Regions from separate parts of the Homo sapiens genome. Here all the other regions are linked to region 1. The links are chromatin contacts, found by Hi-C or POLR2A ChIA-PET in ENCODE. All regions are on one chromosome and are shown on one strand. The core of a region is the stretch at or near the end of the contact, and the rest is flanking DNA. Distances in the headings are between cores, read along the strand shown.

Region 1 (3,412 bases), core at 317-2,816:
CGCCTGGCACTAAATCCAATGCTTTCAAAGTGACGAGGCTCTGCCTTTCATCAGCTCTGAAGGCACAGTTAATCTTTTTTTCCTTTTTGTACTAAAAATGGTCTCTCTGCTTAAGGCACAGCTTTAAAAATGTTACTTTTGTATCTGAAGTGATCCTAATTGCCATATATGACAGTGACCTAGCCTTTCTATCCAAACAGAGGCCTGGGATAAGTCAGAAATTCAAGTTTTAATCCTGGCTCTGTTAAGGGTTACTGAATGCCTTGCTTTTAAGGAGACAGAGACCGGAACTTTCCTGTGAGAAATTGTTCAGGTCCATTGAGTCCTTTCATCACTAAGGTTTGAGAGAAAGGCCTGGAGTGGTTTTCCCCATGCTGTCCTCCTGCTCCCCAACCATGACGGTGTCTGCCCCAACCTGTCTGCTGTGGTAGGAGCTGGAGGTGAGAAGGAGACAAGAGGAAGAAAGAGAATAAGGAAAGCAATGAGGGCAAGAGGCAGAAGGAAGAGAGTGAGAACAGGGTAGGTCCAGAAAGGCCACGCTCCCAGACGCATGCCTCTCCCCATCCCAAACCCTTCCTGTCCACATCCAGCTTTGTATAGAGATACCCAATATTTGTTACGGAGTTTGAGCGTCACAAAAACAAATGTGGTTTTAGTATTTGCTGGCTTAGTTTTGCCATGCTCTGGAAAATCAAAAATCATTCCACGATTAAAAAAAAAAAACACAAAAATAAACTTTTATCTTAGCTTCAGCTCAGAAAATATCAACTGTCAGTTCTAGAATAAAAGCTGATAAGGTTTCAATATTCCAGCCTGCCATTTCCATCTTGAAGGACTGCACAACAATTGTTTTCTGGGAAATTCTGAAAGGCTGTGGGGAATTTTTCTTGTGAAATATTTGTGGAGAAGAGGCCAAACTTCAATTTGGCTTGAAGAAAACATGGGTGTGGGAGTCAGGCAGACTTTTATTTCTGGCACTGTCACTAACCTGCTGTGCAATTCTGGGAAATTCTCCTAACCTCTCTGTACCTAAAAGTGTTGAGTCCACAAAAGATATGCAGAGAATGAATGTATAACAACTGTTAATGTAGCAGTCTGCTTAGAATAAATGTTTCATATATTTCACCCACATTAGGATGAGTGCTGTACTCAAAATTCCACCTTTGCATTGCTTATCTTCAACCTTAAGAAATCCATCCTACACAGAACCAATGGCAGTGGCCAAGGAAAAGGGGATGAAGGAGCAACTTGAAATAATTTGTGTTTATGGTGAGAATGCTTCCAATCTTAATAAGTTCATACCTCTTATTATCAGCCCTGAGGAAAACTGTCTTCTGTAGATTTCACTGTGAAATCCACAGGCAAAGCTAGAGAAACACTCTGCCTAGTAGGGGAGCCCCTAAAGAAGAGAGTGGCTCAGTCTGAGGGAATGCAGAAGGAGGAGGTGAAAAAAAATCTCCTCAGCTTTGCACAAGCACACACTCGCTCAATCACAGAGGGGGCTGACGCAAGTAGTGCTTCCGTGCTACTTTTGACCACTGAGTTCAGAAAAATGCATTGAAGTAGAATTGTGTCTGCCATTTGGCAAAAGTAAACACACAAGATAACCATGTGGCTCCCTAAGGCAGCTTTCTCTTTGGCCTACTTCTCTTGGGGTGCACATGCAAGGGGATGCAGTGGAAACTGTGGGCCGGCAGCTACCGTGCCATAGACATAGGTGTGGAGAGCTATGGTTCCACTGCTGGCTGCCCCACTGGCCCCAATGGGCTGAGGTTAGCACGTGTTGGTTCCGGATCTCAGATGGGGCCGGCAGTTGTAAAGAGGCCACAAACAGCAAGCTAGTGTGCTGTTTCCACCTTCAGCCCAACCCCGACGGCATCCTGTCAGTGATCTTGGGCCCACTGCAGGAAATAACATGCACAATTGGTGAACTGTGACAATGCAGCCACAGTGGCTTCCAGTGGTGTATTCGCCAACTGTGTGCAATTTTGCAGTTAGTATGAGGCCAAAAAAGTCTCTGGCCAGCTAGAACCTGGAAGAGAACAAGGCCAATGGTCAGATGACTCTGAGGTTCACATGGATGTGGAAGAAACTATCCTACCAGCCTTCTGCTGCACTGTACGTGTCCTGTGGCCAAGTTGCTTTGGTGTGTAGTTGGGTATCCTTGCCTGCTACCTGATCACTGCCCACTGAGTCCCATAGAAAGGCAGAGGAGGTGAATTTCCAGCAGCTCCCCGAGTTTCTGCTGACCTTTTTAGGTGTTTTTATTACCTGTGGTGCTTTCTATTCATGTGTACTCCTGGGCTCTGGGGATTCCCCTCCCTTTGATTTACAAGGAGGATTAGAAAGACACAGCTTTGTGATCGGTCCCTCACAGACGGCTGGTATTAAGTGATTTCCCCTTCTTAGACTCATTTGAGGCCAAGAAAACAGTTCTGTTGAATCACTTGCTCCTTGGAGGTATGAAAATAGGGCACTTGGGGGAGTCCAACCTGATAAATACCAACATTGATACCCTTCAGCCTCAGCTACACTTCCAGTGGCATATAGTAGAGCGGAGTTGAAGCAGAGGAGTCTCGGGTCCCCCCCAGCCTCTGAGAAACCTCCAGTGGAGAGTAAGCAACTCTGGGCTTACTGCTTGTATTTCTGTGCCACCAGCACAAATGGCATCCTAACCACCAAGGGCTCTCCAAACTCACTGCCTGGAGAGGTGCAACCAATTCTATCTCCAGAGTGAATCTGTAGCATAAAATGGGAGCAAAGGCCACTCACTATGTATTGAAACAGAGGTCACAAGGTCTGCCTAGGAACAAATTTCCAAGTTAGCCACCTCATCAGATATGCTCTTGAACAAAAGTTATTTATTTGATGTCCTCAAGGAAGGGATATTGTGTAAGGTGTTATTTTTAAAAGGAGGGGTGGGGGCAGCTGAAGCAATGCTGTCTGTGTCTGTACTTAAAGAAATGACATCAATATAGACACACAATAATAACCTACAATTAAACAGACTCAACACAGGAGACACACATAAGAAGAACAAGTCCAGAACAAATATATTGAAATGGCTAAATATTTACATGGTAAGTAGGGGCAGGCTTCCTCCCACGGTGATGCCCTTGGAGTGGAGATCTTCTATCATGGTTACTAACATTCAAACTCCCAATCATGTGGTACAAGCCCGTTAAAAAGGATGTCCTGAGGCTGGGCATGGTGGCTCATGCCTGTAATCCCAGCATTTTGGGAGGCCGAGGCAGGTGGACCACCTGAGATCAGGAGTTCAAGACCAGCCTGGCCAACATGGTGAAACCCTGTCTCTACTAAAACTACAAAAAATTAGTCAGGCGTTGTGGTGCGTGCCTGTAATCCCAGCTACTGGGGAGGCTGAGGCAGGAGAATCGCTTGAACCCAGGAG
Region 2 (3,412 bases), core at 457-2,956, 490 kb before region 1:
ATCTTCAAATGGCCAACCAGTTCACAGCCATTGTGAACATTTATGTAATAACACTTCATTTCACCTGTTCCTCACAATGGTCCCTGCTTTACAAATAGAGAAGTGAAGCTTCTGGAGGTCAGATGATTTGCCCAAGGTTATGGAAGTAGTAAGGAGTGGAAACCAAGCTTTTTAATTTCAAATCCAATGCTCTTATCACAATACCTCACTATTAATCCCTAATCTGCCCAAATATTGCATTAAAAGGAAATGATTTAGGGAAGAGATTTGAGGGTTGTCTCCTTTGAAAGTATACTTTTAGAATTTTCCAGCCATTCTATTCAAGGCATCAACCCCAATTCCCCTTCTGTACATCCTCAATGAGTGACAGCTTACCTCCTCCAGCCCATACAGCCCTCCCCTCCCCACATAGGGCCAGTGTCTTAGCATCTTCCTCCCCGCCAACCACCGACTCTGGGTGGTGGGTGCCCAGTGTTGAGTCAGGGAACTTGGGAAGCTGCAGGGTTAACAGGCCCATCATCCCCTGCTGTTAATTTCACTAGAAGCACTGTTAGGGGAGAGCAATCTTACGGTGCCTATCTACCTACTATGCAGCAGGAAGTACATTTTGAAGATTAGTATTTTTTATCTTTCAAAACAACGCAAAGAAATTTTTGCTTGTCGCAGGTGTTTTCAGAGACAGCCCTGAATCTTCTAGAGATGTCTCCTCAGCAGGCTGTGGGTTTCATTGCTGAAATACAACCCTCATTATCTGAAAAGCTCATTGGGTATCTACCATATGTCCCAGGACAATGTGCCACGCTGGTGTTTTTCTCATGTATTATTAGATAACTTTCCTCATCTTTACATTGCTGTTAGGTTACACCCTCCTTGAAGCTCTTGTAGTAAATAATAGCACGTACCTACTATGTGCCAAGAGTGGGGCTCAGACAAGTGTCAGGCAAGCGAGGGGCCTAGTGTACAAAATTTAAGGAGGCATTCAGCTGCTGACCCTGAGACTGAGTGCCTGGTCCTTTGTGAGTGCCGCTGTCACCCTGGTCCCACCCTGGCCAGGTTCTTTTTTATTATTTTATTTTATTATTTCTTTTTTAGAGACAGGGTATCCCTATGTTGCCAGGGCTGGTTTCAAACTCTGGGTTCAAGCGATCCACCCACCTTGGCCTCCCAAAGTGCTGGGATTACAGGTGTGAGCCACCTCACCCAGTCTACCCTGGCTAGGTTCTTTACATATATATATATATCCTATTATCTTCACAATGGTCTCATTTTACAGATGGGCAAGACCTGAAGCATATGCTGGTTAAGAAGCTTGCCCAAGGTCACACAGCTGGTTCCAGCAACCTGCTGGTGAACACTGACATTATGGTATTTGGATTTACAACAGCCCTGAGAAGTAATTGGTCCTATATAATATTGGTTCATGAGCACTGATTGCTCGATTTTCAGGCATTTTGGAAATCAGCGGTTAAACACAGCCATTATTAAAGATGAAATTATATAAGCTTAATCAATTGTATTAAAAACAAATGTAATAACTACCCCAAACTCATCATTTCCTAGTTCTCCTGTGTTCCCTGTCCAAGGGCAAGGCAGAGTGGCTGCTGCTTTGGAGCAAAAAAAAAATCCCTTCTCTGTAGGGCAGGCAGAGGCAGGCTCCTCCCTGCACCAGCCGGAAGCCACTTCTTCCTGTCATTCTCCAGTGCGGATACACTGTAGGAAATGGCCACCAAGGCCGCAAGCAAGAAAAACACCCGCTTCCCATGCTCCCAACATGGGCGGTAGAAAGCGGTAGAAAGCTCCAGGCTGCAGCTCCCCGAGACCTCTCCCTGGGTTCGAGGAGAAACAGACTTTCCACTGAAGTGACACGCTGTAACCCACAGTTTGAATGTTTGGATGGGAGGAGCTTTCACCCTGAGGCTGGAGAAGCAGCCGGTCTACAAGAGAGAACTAGGCTTTGGGTACCTGAGAGGCCTGGGTTTGAATCTTGCCTCTGCCTGGGTGGCCTCGGTCAAGGCATTGAACTTCTCCTTGCCACGCTGGGTGGCCTCGGTCAAGACATTTTGCCACACTGGTTGGCCTTGGTCAAGGCATTTAACTTCTGCTTGCCTTAGTTTTTCCAGCTGTAAAACGGGAGAATACCCACCTTATGGACTCTTATGGAGTTGTTGTTGAAAAATCAAAGACATTGTGTAGAAAGCATTCTAAGACATACATGATGGAAGGCGTGGAATAAATGTGAAATGAGTGAATACCAATAACAGTTATGTGCCAGCCACCATGCTAGGCAAGGAGGATTCCAATGTGAGTGGACAGGAGTGCTGACTCCAGGACTCTCAGTGCAGAGAGGCAGGGAAACAGAGAAGGTGATGGTGGGAGGGCTGGTGCTTTGGTAGCAGCGTGGGGAAAGAGCAGGGAGCACCGGGGTGGGTTCTAACTTACCCTGCCCAGCCACTCTCAGAACAAGCATTTCCTGAGATCTACTATGTGTCTGTGGATATTACCCGGGGTGCAGCTATGACTATGACACAGTCCCTTTTCTTTCAGAAACAGCACTAACAGGCATGAAAGGTGAAATGATTACACAGGCAAGAAAACGCTTAAAGATCAAGGTAGAAGAAATTATAGAGCGAGGAATGTAGTGCCGGACCACTGGAGAGGGCTAAGTAGACAGGGAGGGGCCTCCATTCAGACTTGCTAGAGAGGCTGGCAGGTGAGGGTCCTCTGGGAAGGCCTGCAGTTCTTCTCTGGCTTGTTTTAGCAAAGTGGAGGAGAGGGGAGCGGCAGGGCTGGAGTTTGCCTTCTGCTGTGGTGACGATGCTCTGAGTGTCCAGCTGCTCTTCCCATCCTTGCTGCCGCTGGACTGCCTCTCTCCCTGCCACAGCTTGAGCCCAGGGCTGAAGCACCGCTGGACCTGTCTCCACGGGACCCTGAGGCCAAGCCAGAACACTAACTTGCCACAGTGTCCCTAATCACACTGATTTGGTGTGCTGCAGACATGCAGAGAGAGGGAGTATAGATGCTCAATTAAATCCTTTTCAGGAGAGAGGACAGGGTGGGAGAGGAACTGGCCTTTAGTCACAAGTCCATCTCATCCTTCTGGAGGCTCCTCTCAGTTGAGTCAGGGTGATCTTCCTGGTTTGAAGAAACAGTTTCAGGACAGTTTGGAGGTTGTGTGAGGCTGGCAGGTGAGAAAATGAGGCCCTCCCCATATTCCCCAGCCCTAGGCCTTGCATTCTCCGAGATGCAGGCATGTTCTGGATCTCCCGAGCCTTCTCTTGGTGAAGGGAGTTTCTCCTACAGCACAAGGCCTGCTGTCGGGGCTGAGGTCAGCCACGGCCCCGAGGCTGGGTGGGGGGACAGTAAGCTGGTGTTTAGGGGACATGGCCTCTTGGCAGTTGTGCCATTGTGCCTT
Region 3 (3,412 bases), core at 614-3,113, 450 kb before region 1:
GTCTCTGTCTCCCTCTCTCTCTCTCTGTCTGTCTCTCTGTCTCTCTCTGTTGGGGTGGGAGAGATCTCTAGCTCTTAGGATCATTGCCTGTCATGGCCTAACCCTATTCCCCACTCTATTTTTGTTAACATAATTACCGTTTCCTTTGTATGATTTTTTTTTTAACTTCAGCCCAATTCCAGGCCTCCTTGTTTAAAACAAAACAAAACAGTGCTCGCTTTGGCAGTGCATGTACTAAAATTGGAACAGTACAGAGAAGATTAGCATGGCCCCTGAGCAAGGATGACACGCAAATTTGTGAAGCATTCCATATTTTTTAAAATGAAAAAGTAATAAAACAAAACAAAACAAAGCTTTCAAAACTTAACATTTCTGTGGCGTCTTCCCTGAGTTAATGTAAACAGCCATGGCGATGGGTGCTGCCTGATGGTGAAGCTCCCCTGGACTTGGGTGGCCTTAGCAACCGTTCTGCAGGTATCTCTGGGACATTCTTTTTTTTTTCTTTTTTTTTTTGAGTTGGAGTCTCGCTCAGTTGCCCAGGATGGAGTGCAGTGGTGTGATCTCAGCTCACTGGAACCTCTGCCTCCCGGGTTCAAGTGATTCTCCTGCTTCAGCCTCCAGAGTAGCTAGGACTACAGGCATGCGCCACCATACCCAGCTAGTTTTTGTATTTTTAGTAGAGACAGGATTTCACCATGTTGGCCAGGCTGATCTCGAACTCCTGACCTCAAGTGATCTGCCTGCCTTGGCCTCCCAAAGTGCTGGGATTACAGGCGTGAGCCACCATACCTGGCCATCTCTGGGACATCCTTGAGCATCCCATATCTGTCTGCTGTTGTTTGGGCCTGTCATTCTGTGCTCAGTAGATATGGCAATGTGTCATCCAATAATTGATTCCTTACCAACTTTTTGGTTTTTTTCTGAGATGGACTTTTGCTCCGTCACCCAGACTGGAGTGCAGTGGTGTGATCACAGCACATTGCAGCCTCAACCTCCCAGGCTCAAGCGGTCCTCCTGTCTTAGCCACCCTAGTAGCTGGGACTAGAAACACACACTACCAAATCTGAGGACAAAAAAAATATTTTTGTAAATGCGGGGTGTCACTGTGTTGCCCAGGCTAGCCTTGAACAACTGGGCTCAAGCAGTCCTCTCGTCTCAGGCTCCTGAGGTGTTGGGATTATAGGCATGAGCCACCGAGCCCGGCCCCTTACCAACTTTAAGTTCTTCAGTTATCTCTTGGTCTTTTCCTCTGCAGATAAGTAATCTTAATTCCCATAATTAATTTTATAACCCAATCAACACAACTTCTTTTGAAATCACTGCATCCATCTCTCCTAATTTTTTAGAGTCTCCATTTTATAATGAGTGGCTAAGCCCTGAGTACCTAGAGACTGATGAAAAGATTGCATGGTTTATCTCTGCCTCTCTGCTTAGATTCCTGTTTAATAATCATTAAATCTCTCACGTGTCACTTCTATTTACAGTATACGGAGCACCACCATGTCTCTTATCTCAGGCCATCAGCCCTTCTTAGTGATCTTATTATTTCCACTGATTCAGGTTAAGCTTGGCCTACTGTGGGCTTTATTTAGATCATCTTTATTATACCTGTGGGTAGATTTTGCAAGCAGGCCCTAGCACAGGTTCACTTGTGGGTTTCCTTTTAAAAGGTCAGTGTGAAACAGGAAATGTGACTAAGAAAATCTTCTTCCTCCATGAAGCCTCACTTCATTAACTGGAAGAAAAGCTCCTATCCTGTCTCCCCCCAAACTTGCTCATGGCCCAGACACATTTCAAAACAGCACATATTTCCCAAAACACTGACACGTGCATTCTAAGGCTCGTGTGTGCGGTGAGTGGTTCTTTGTCAAGTTCGTTCTGTGAAGGGGCCCTGTCGTCACACCGATCACTGTTCTTCAGATATCTGAGGATGTGCAGGGGCCTGAGGGACCTGGAAACCTGGTGGCTGAGCAATGAGGAGAGTGGAACCCATGGTTGGAACAGTTGGCCATCCTCATGCGGATAGGGGCAGAGCCAGAATGGGAATCAAGGTCTCCTGACTCCCCGGCCACATTAACCCAAGTAAACCCCATGTCTACCTCCTTAGCTTCCGGAGTCCCCTGCATCTTCCTCCTTGTGGGACACAAGCCAGGTACAGTTGCAGGGTGGACATGTGGTTTCCAAACAGGATGCTGGGCAAATTAATCTGGGATTCCTGATTGGGGTTCTTTAGGAGGCAGTAGTGGCTACCCTTTAGATCATCTGGTTTGTGACCTTGTTTCAGTTTTCTCATCTATAAAATAGAAAAATAATAGTACTTATGATGAGGTAAAAATAAATGAATACACATAAAACACTTAGAACAGTCTTGCTGTGTGATCACTCCATAGCATTAGTGATTATTATTCTGGTGGGTTGGTTAGCTTTCCTCCATTCTATTCAGTTCAATGGGGGTTTGGCATCAACCACAGGCTTTGCCGGGGCTGTGAAAATGGCCACATTGAGGCTCCACCTTAACCCTGGCCAGCCTCCCAACAGCCAGCCATTTGTCTTAAGAAGAGCTGAAAGAAATAATCTAATGGCGCAATGCAAAGTCAACACTGATGGGGCTGAGGGGTGTCTTTTCGGACAAGACGTGCAGTGGGGAGCCCACCTGTGAGTTGGCCTGTTTCACGGCTGCGTGCGGTGCCCACTCCTCACAGACTCTGAGTGAGTGGCAAGGTGGGCCCGGAGTCAATTCTGGCTTGGCAATGGATACTGTTACTGAGGGCATGGGTTGAGGCACAGGAGCTTGGGGCTCCAGATGCTTGGAGTAAATGTGAAAAGGGAGTGTGGGATGATGTGAGTGGGAGCTGTGGATGGGTTCAAGCGTGCTGAGTCCTGGCTTGACTCACCCTTCCAGCTTCTGCTGTAACTGTCAGTGCCTTTGTCTGCATGCTGGGAAATCCCTGAGTGCTGGGTTAAACCCCAACCCTAAAAGGCACGTAGACACTTCTCCTGAGCTTTGAGTTGCTTCATTCTGCCCAGCAGCTTCCTGAAAATGTAGTCTTGCCACACCAGAGGAAGGATAGACCCATAGCTGTGGGGGACCCTGTGTCAGCAGGATTTACTACCGGGTGAGCTGGGGCTGCAACAGCACGTGTGAGCAACTTAACAGGGCTGATGGTTTTTCAACAAATTTTTAAAAATTAAAAAAAATTTTAAATTTTTGTCGGGACATAGTAGGTGTGTGTATTTATGGGGCATGAGAGATATTTTGATACACGCATACAATGTGTAGTAATTGCATCAGGGTAAATGGGGTATCCATCACTTAAAGCTTTTATCCTTTGTGTTACAGACAATCCAATTATACTCTTTTCGTTATTTTTAAATGTACAATTCAATCATTATTGACTATAGTCACCTTGTT
Region 4 (3,412 bases), core at 562-3,061, 380 kb before region 1:
GGGATAGCCCCCAGGCCTGTGACGAGGTCACCTTCCCATGGCATTGCCCTCCGGGGCCAGGCAGAAAGCCTGAGCTTGGCCCCTCACTCCATTCTCCTTGCTGTCTTGCCAACAAAAGCCTTAAAAGTCATGGAAACATCTCTGGTTTTCTAAGTCAAGAGATTCCAACAACAGAGGTCAAAGAGTCACATGGGAGTATGTGAAAGGGCAGATATATCTGGGCAGGAAGATGCTTACCCTTGGTGCATTATGTGAGTAGGGGAAGAAAGGGGCTGAAAGGACAGAAGGAACATGGCAGGGCTTAGGGCTCTCAGGAGAGAGAAATAGGAGTGGGGCACATTGGCAGAAGAGGCTGAGAAGAGGAGTTTCTCTCCCTGGTTGAGAATCCAGGGCATTTTTGTCATGGATTTCCATTAGGAGTCACATCCAGAAAACTGCCAAGCTTCTGACCCAGGAGATAGAGGATAAGAGGGCACAAGATGGCCCAGAGGATGAGTGGACACATTGATAGTTGAGTGGTAAAGGCTCAGGAGTAAGGATTGGGGTTGGAGCAGCAAATAAGCACATATGAACCCAATGTGATCAAATGCTAGCATGACAGAGTAGGTGGGAGATTCACTGGCAGCAAATAGGTATCCCGGGGTGAGGAAAGAGGGAATTGTGCTCTCTTTTCCAGCAGGGAGAGCTGTATTCCTCCATCTTGGCAGAAATTCCAGCTTTCACAGGGCCCAGATCTTTGGGGAAACTTGTTTTGCCCTATATCAGCTAAAAATAGTCGGGTGAAATGCGACTGACCAGAGAACCTTTAACCTCTTTCAGATTTAGCTTTTGGACAAAGTTAAGAGACTCTCTTCTGAGCTTATTTTGGTAAGAATATCATTGTGGGCGGGGGTGGATGTGGTGGGGAGAAGCTCTGTAAGGGCAGAGGTTAAAAGGTGCCACATTTTCTTAGTTTGAATCAGTAGGAATCATCCTTGGTGGTTGGGGGACTCTAAGATTATGTAGAAAAGAGATAGGGGAAAGGTGTCAGAAAGAATGTAACTACAGCCTCCTAGAGTAGTCTTTGCTAAAAAATTATGTTGACAATAAGTGATAGAATTGACTGCCTCTCTAGCTAATAAAATAACAGCAACAACAATGCTTATTTTTTCTTACTCCTGTTTGGGCAGGATTTGGGCAGATTACCTGAGGTCCAAATTCCCTGGTGGACATAAACAGGAAAACCTTGAAGCTTATTGCTAGCGTATTCTAGCACCAAAGCAATACCCTCAATGGTTAGAGTCTGTCTTAATAATAATCAGAATAACACATTTATCAAGTGCTTATAATGCACCTGATGCTAAATTTAATGTTTCACAAATATAATCACATAAAATCCTGACAAAGAATTTGTGAGAGGGGACTACTGCTCCCATTTTACAGAAGAGAAAGCAGAGGCTCAGAGAAGTTCAGTAACTATAGCTGGAAAGCGGTGGAAATCAAGTTCAATCCTGGTTAGTTAGACCACAAATTCCGTGCCTTTAACTCTTATGCTATTCTCACCAACACCTACACTCCCTCCCACGTCTAGCACTGTTAGGCCTAAGTCTTTAGGCAATGACTCAAAATATGAGTGTATTGGTCAGCGTTCTGGCAGGAGACAGACGGCACACTCAAATGGGGTAATTGAGCAGAATTTAGAAATGTCACTACTTACAAGTTATGCGTAAAGCTAAAGGAAGCTAACAAGGAAAGATGAAGCCCTCCAGGGCTAGCAGCGGGGGGAGCCTGAAGGGTAAAGGGGGCGAAGTGAAAGAGAAAGTATCTGGAGGAGAGAGCCATTCATCAGGGGCTATGGCCTTAGATACAGGGGCAGTGGAGAGACACAGCCAAGCAAGGGCCCATTACAGTAGAACCAGGAGGATAAATAAATATCTTGACCTTGTCCCACCCATCTCTCTCTCTCTCTCTCTCTCTCTTTGTTTTTGAGATGGAGTCTCACTCTGTCACCCAGGCTGGAGCACAGTGGCTAGATCTCAACTCACTGCAACCTCAACCCTGCTGGTTTCAAGCAACTCTCCTGCCTCAGCCTCCTGAGTAGCTGGGATTATAGGTGCGCACCACCACGCCTAGCTAATTTTTTGTATTTTTAGTAGAGATAGAATTTCACCATGTTGGCCAGGCTGGTCTCAAACTCCGGACCTCAGGTGATCCACCCACCTTGGCTTCCCACAGTGCTGGGATTACAGGGGTGACCCACCACGCCTGGCCCCACCCTCCTGTCTCTTGCTGGTGCCTCCCACTGGCAGAACCCAACTGAAGCCAGAGGGCAAGGGTGCCCAGTAATGCGGTCCACAAGGTCAGCTTCCTGGGGTACAGAGCAGTGGGGAGGAGGATGGGGTGGCTGTGGAGGGGCAAATGGAGATGCCCAGCATAATGAATTAACACGTACAGCTGTCTGAAGGCTTCTGCTTTGAACTCAGGGTTAATTTCTCTCATCTACAAGGAAAGGGATGGCTTATGAAGGCTTAGGAAAGAAAGTGATGATCGTTAGGAATCAGCATGGATTTACCAAGAAAAAAGATGACTACTCACTGTACTTTTTTGGAGGGAGGAGACAGGATTCCTAAGTTGGTAGCACATGGCATTGTGGTAGGCAGCAGAGCAGACAGCTCATGGCTCTCTTGAGAACAAGGAGGGCTGGAGACAGTGTCACTGGGACAGCTGGGGATGTGCTGAGTGGCCCTAAAGCTGCTAACAAACAGATGGATGTCAGCCTGCTGGGTGGTTCCATCCGTGTCCCAGAATCTCCCATGACCGTTCTGTTTCAACAGTTCTATTAGAGACTAGGAAGAACTTTCAGAGGCAGCTGACATCTTGGATAACAGAATTAGAATCTCCTAAGATCCCAAAACAGTTTGGATTCATGGTGGCTGAATGTAACAAGATGAAATATAATAGGATTAATGTACATCTGGAACCTTGGGGCTAAACAAATGGAATTTTATACATGCCCGGGATGGGGCAGGTGTGAAAGACTCAGGGGTGTGTGTTGACTGTAAAGTCGACGTGAATCAACCTGAACAGTTACCAAGAAAATTGGTGTCATCTTAGGTGACATTAACTGAAGAAGAGTGTTGAAGATGAGGGAGGTATTTCTCCTGCTGGCCTCTTTACTGGTCTGTCCCACTTGGAATGCCACTGCACTGCTTTTAAAGGAGAAGCAAAATGCAATGGATCGCATTTGCTGACAGCCATGGGGATGGGGGAGGGGACTGAGAGTGTGTCACACGAGAATGTGTGAAGGAAAAGCAGAAGAGATAAATAAGAGAGCTGGCAAATAAAAGAGAGGTTCTCAAGTGTCTGGAAGGTAGTCATGTTGAAGAGCCTTGTTGGTGGAGGACAGAAAGAGAGTACAAAGACCACTGGGTGA

What was found. A loop is a pair of places that touch in the nucleus more often than their neighbours do. ChIA-PET counts read pairs that join two places held with the same protein, here RNA polymerase II (POLR2A). Pooled maps may share reads with other maps.
Region 2: POLR2A ChIA-PET joins it to region 1 with 10 read pairs in CD4-positive, alpha-beta memory T cell. The contact joins two enhancer-like sites. A Hi-C loop is called at or near these places in 10 of 168 maps with a recorded cell type or tissue (CD4-positive, alpha-beta T cell, CD4-positive, alpha-beta memory T cell, CD8-positive, alpha-beta T cell and 5 more), 1 of 37 single-sample maps with no recorded cell type and 14 of 50 pooled maps. POLR2A ChIA-PET finds 5 or more read pairs at or near these places in 16 of 52 experiments (B cell, CD4-positive, alpha-beta T cell, CD4-positive, alpha-beta memory T cell and 12 more).
Region 3: a loop to region 1 is called in a pooled map, with 6 times the contacts of the local background. The contact joins two enhancer-like sites. A Hi-C loop is called at or near these places in 8 of 50 pooled maps. POLR2A ChIA-PET finds 5 or more read pairs at or near these places in 2 of 52 experiments (B cell and GM12878).
Region 4: a loop to region 1 is called in a pooled map, with 8 times the contacts of the local background. The contact joins two enhancer-like sites. A Hi-C loop is called at or near these places in 1 of 37 single-sample maps with no recorded cell type and 8 of 50 pooled maps. POLR2A ChIA-PET finds 5 or more read pairs at or near these places in 3 of 52 experiments (IMR-90, activated B cell and activated CD4-positive, alpha-beta memory T cell).

Annotation. Positions count from the first base shown.
Region 1 is chr14:68,282,070-68,285,481 of GRCh38, reverse strand. All of the region lies in intron 7 of RAD51B (RAD51 paralog B), which reads right to left. Among named protein-coding and RNA genes, the nearest start is that of RAD51B-AS1, 400 kb to the left of the region's middle. RefSeq lists enhancers at 152-211, 262-311, 2,048-2,117. Within about 2 kb of position 1,566, at least 18 of the 41 ENCODE cell types and tissues checked have a DNase peak (open chromatin) inside an H3K27ac peak, as active enhancers do; they include B cell, CD4-positive, alpha-beta T cell and CD8-positive, alpha-beta T cell, where a contact is called at or near this core.
Region 2 is chr14:68,770,170-68,773,581 of GRCh38, reverse strand. LOC107984709 (a long non-coding RNA gene) reads left to right here. Exons shown (of 2, transcript XR_001750793.2): 2 at 1-266. Among named protein-coding and RNA genes, the nearest start is that of ZFP36L1, 21 kb to the left of the region's middle. Within about 2 kb of position 1,706, at least 13 of the 41 ENCODE cell types and tissues checked have a DNase peak (open chromatin) inside an H3K27ac peak, as active enhancers do; they include CD4-positive, alpha-beta T cell and CD8-positive, alpha-beta T cell, where a contact is called at or near this core.
Region 3 is chr14:68,732,827-68,736,238 of GRCh38, reverse strand. It overlaps LOC105370547 (a long non-coding RNA gene), which reads right to left. Exons shown (of 4, transcript XR_007064227.1): 3 at 2,100-2,293. It also overlaps the pseudogene RNU6-921P. Among named protein-coding and RNA genes, the nearest start is that of RAD51B-AS1, 49 kb to the right of the region's middle. Within about 2 kb of position 1,863, at least 11 of the 41 ENCODE cell types and tissues checked have a DNase peak (open chromatin) inside an H3K27ac peak, as active enhancers do; they include B cell, where a contact is called at or near this core.
Region 4 is chr14:68,661,857-68,665,268 of GRCh38, reverse strand. The region is part of intron 2 of RAD51B-AS1 (RAD51B antisense RNA 1); the gene reads left to right. It also overlaps a transcript of RAD51B not described here. Among named protein-coding and RNA genes, the nearest start is that of RAD51B-AS1, 22 kb to the left of the region's middle. RefSeq lists an enhancer at 1,698-1,887. Within about 2 kb of position 1,811, at least 7 of the 41 ENCODE cell types and tissues checked have a DNase peak (open chromatin) inside an H3K27ac peak, as active enhancers do.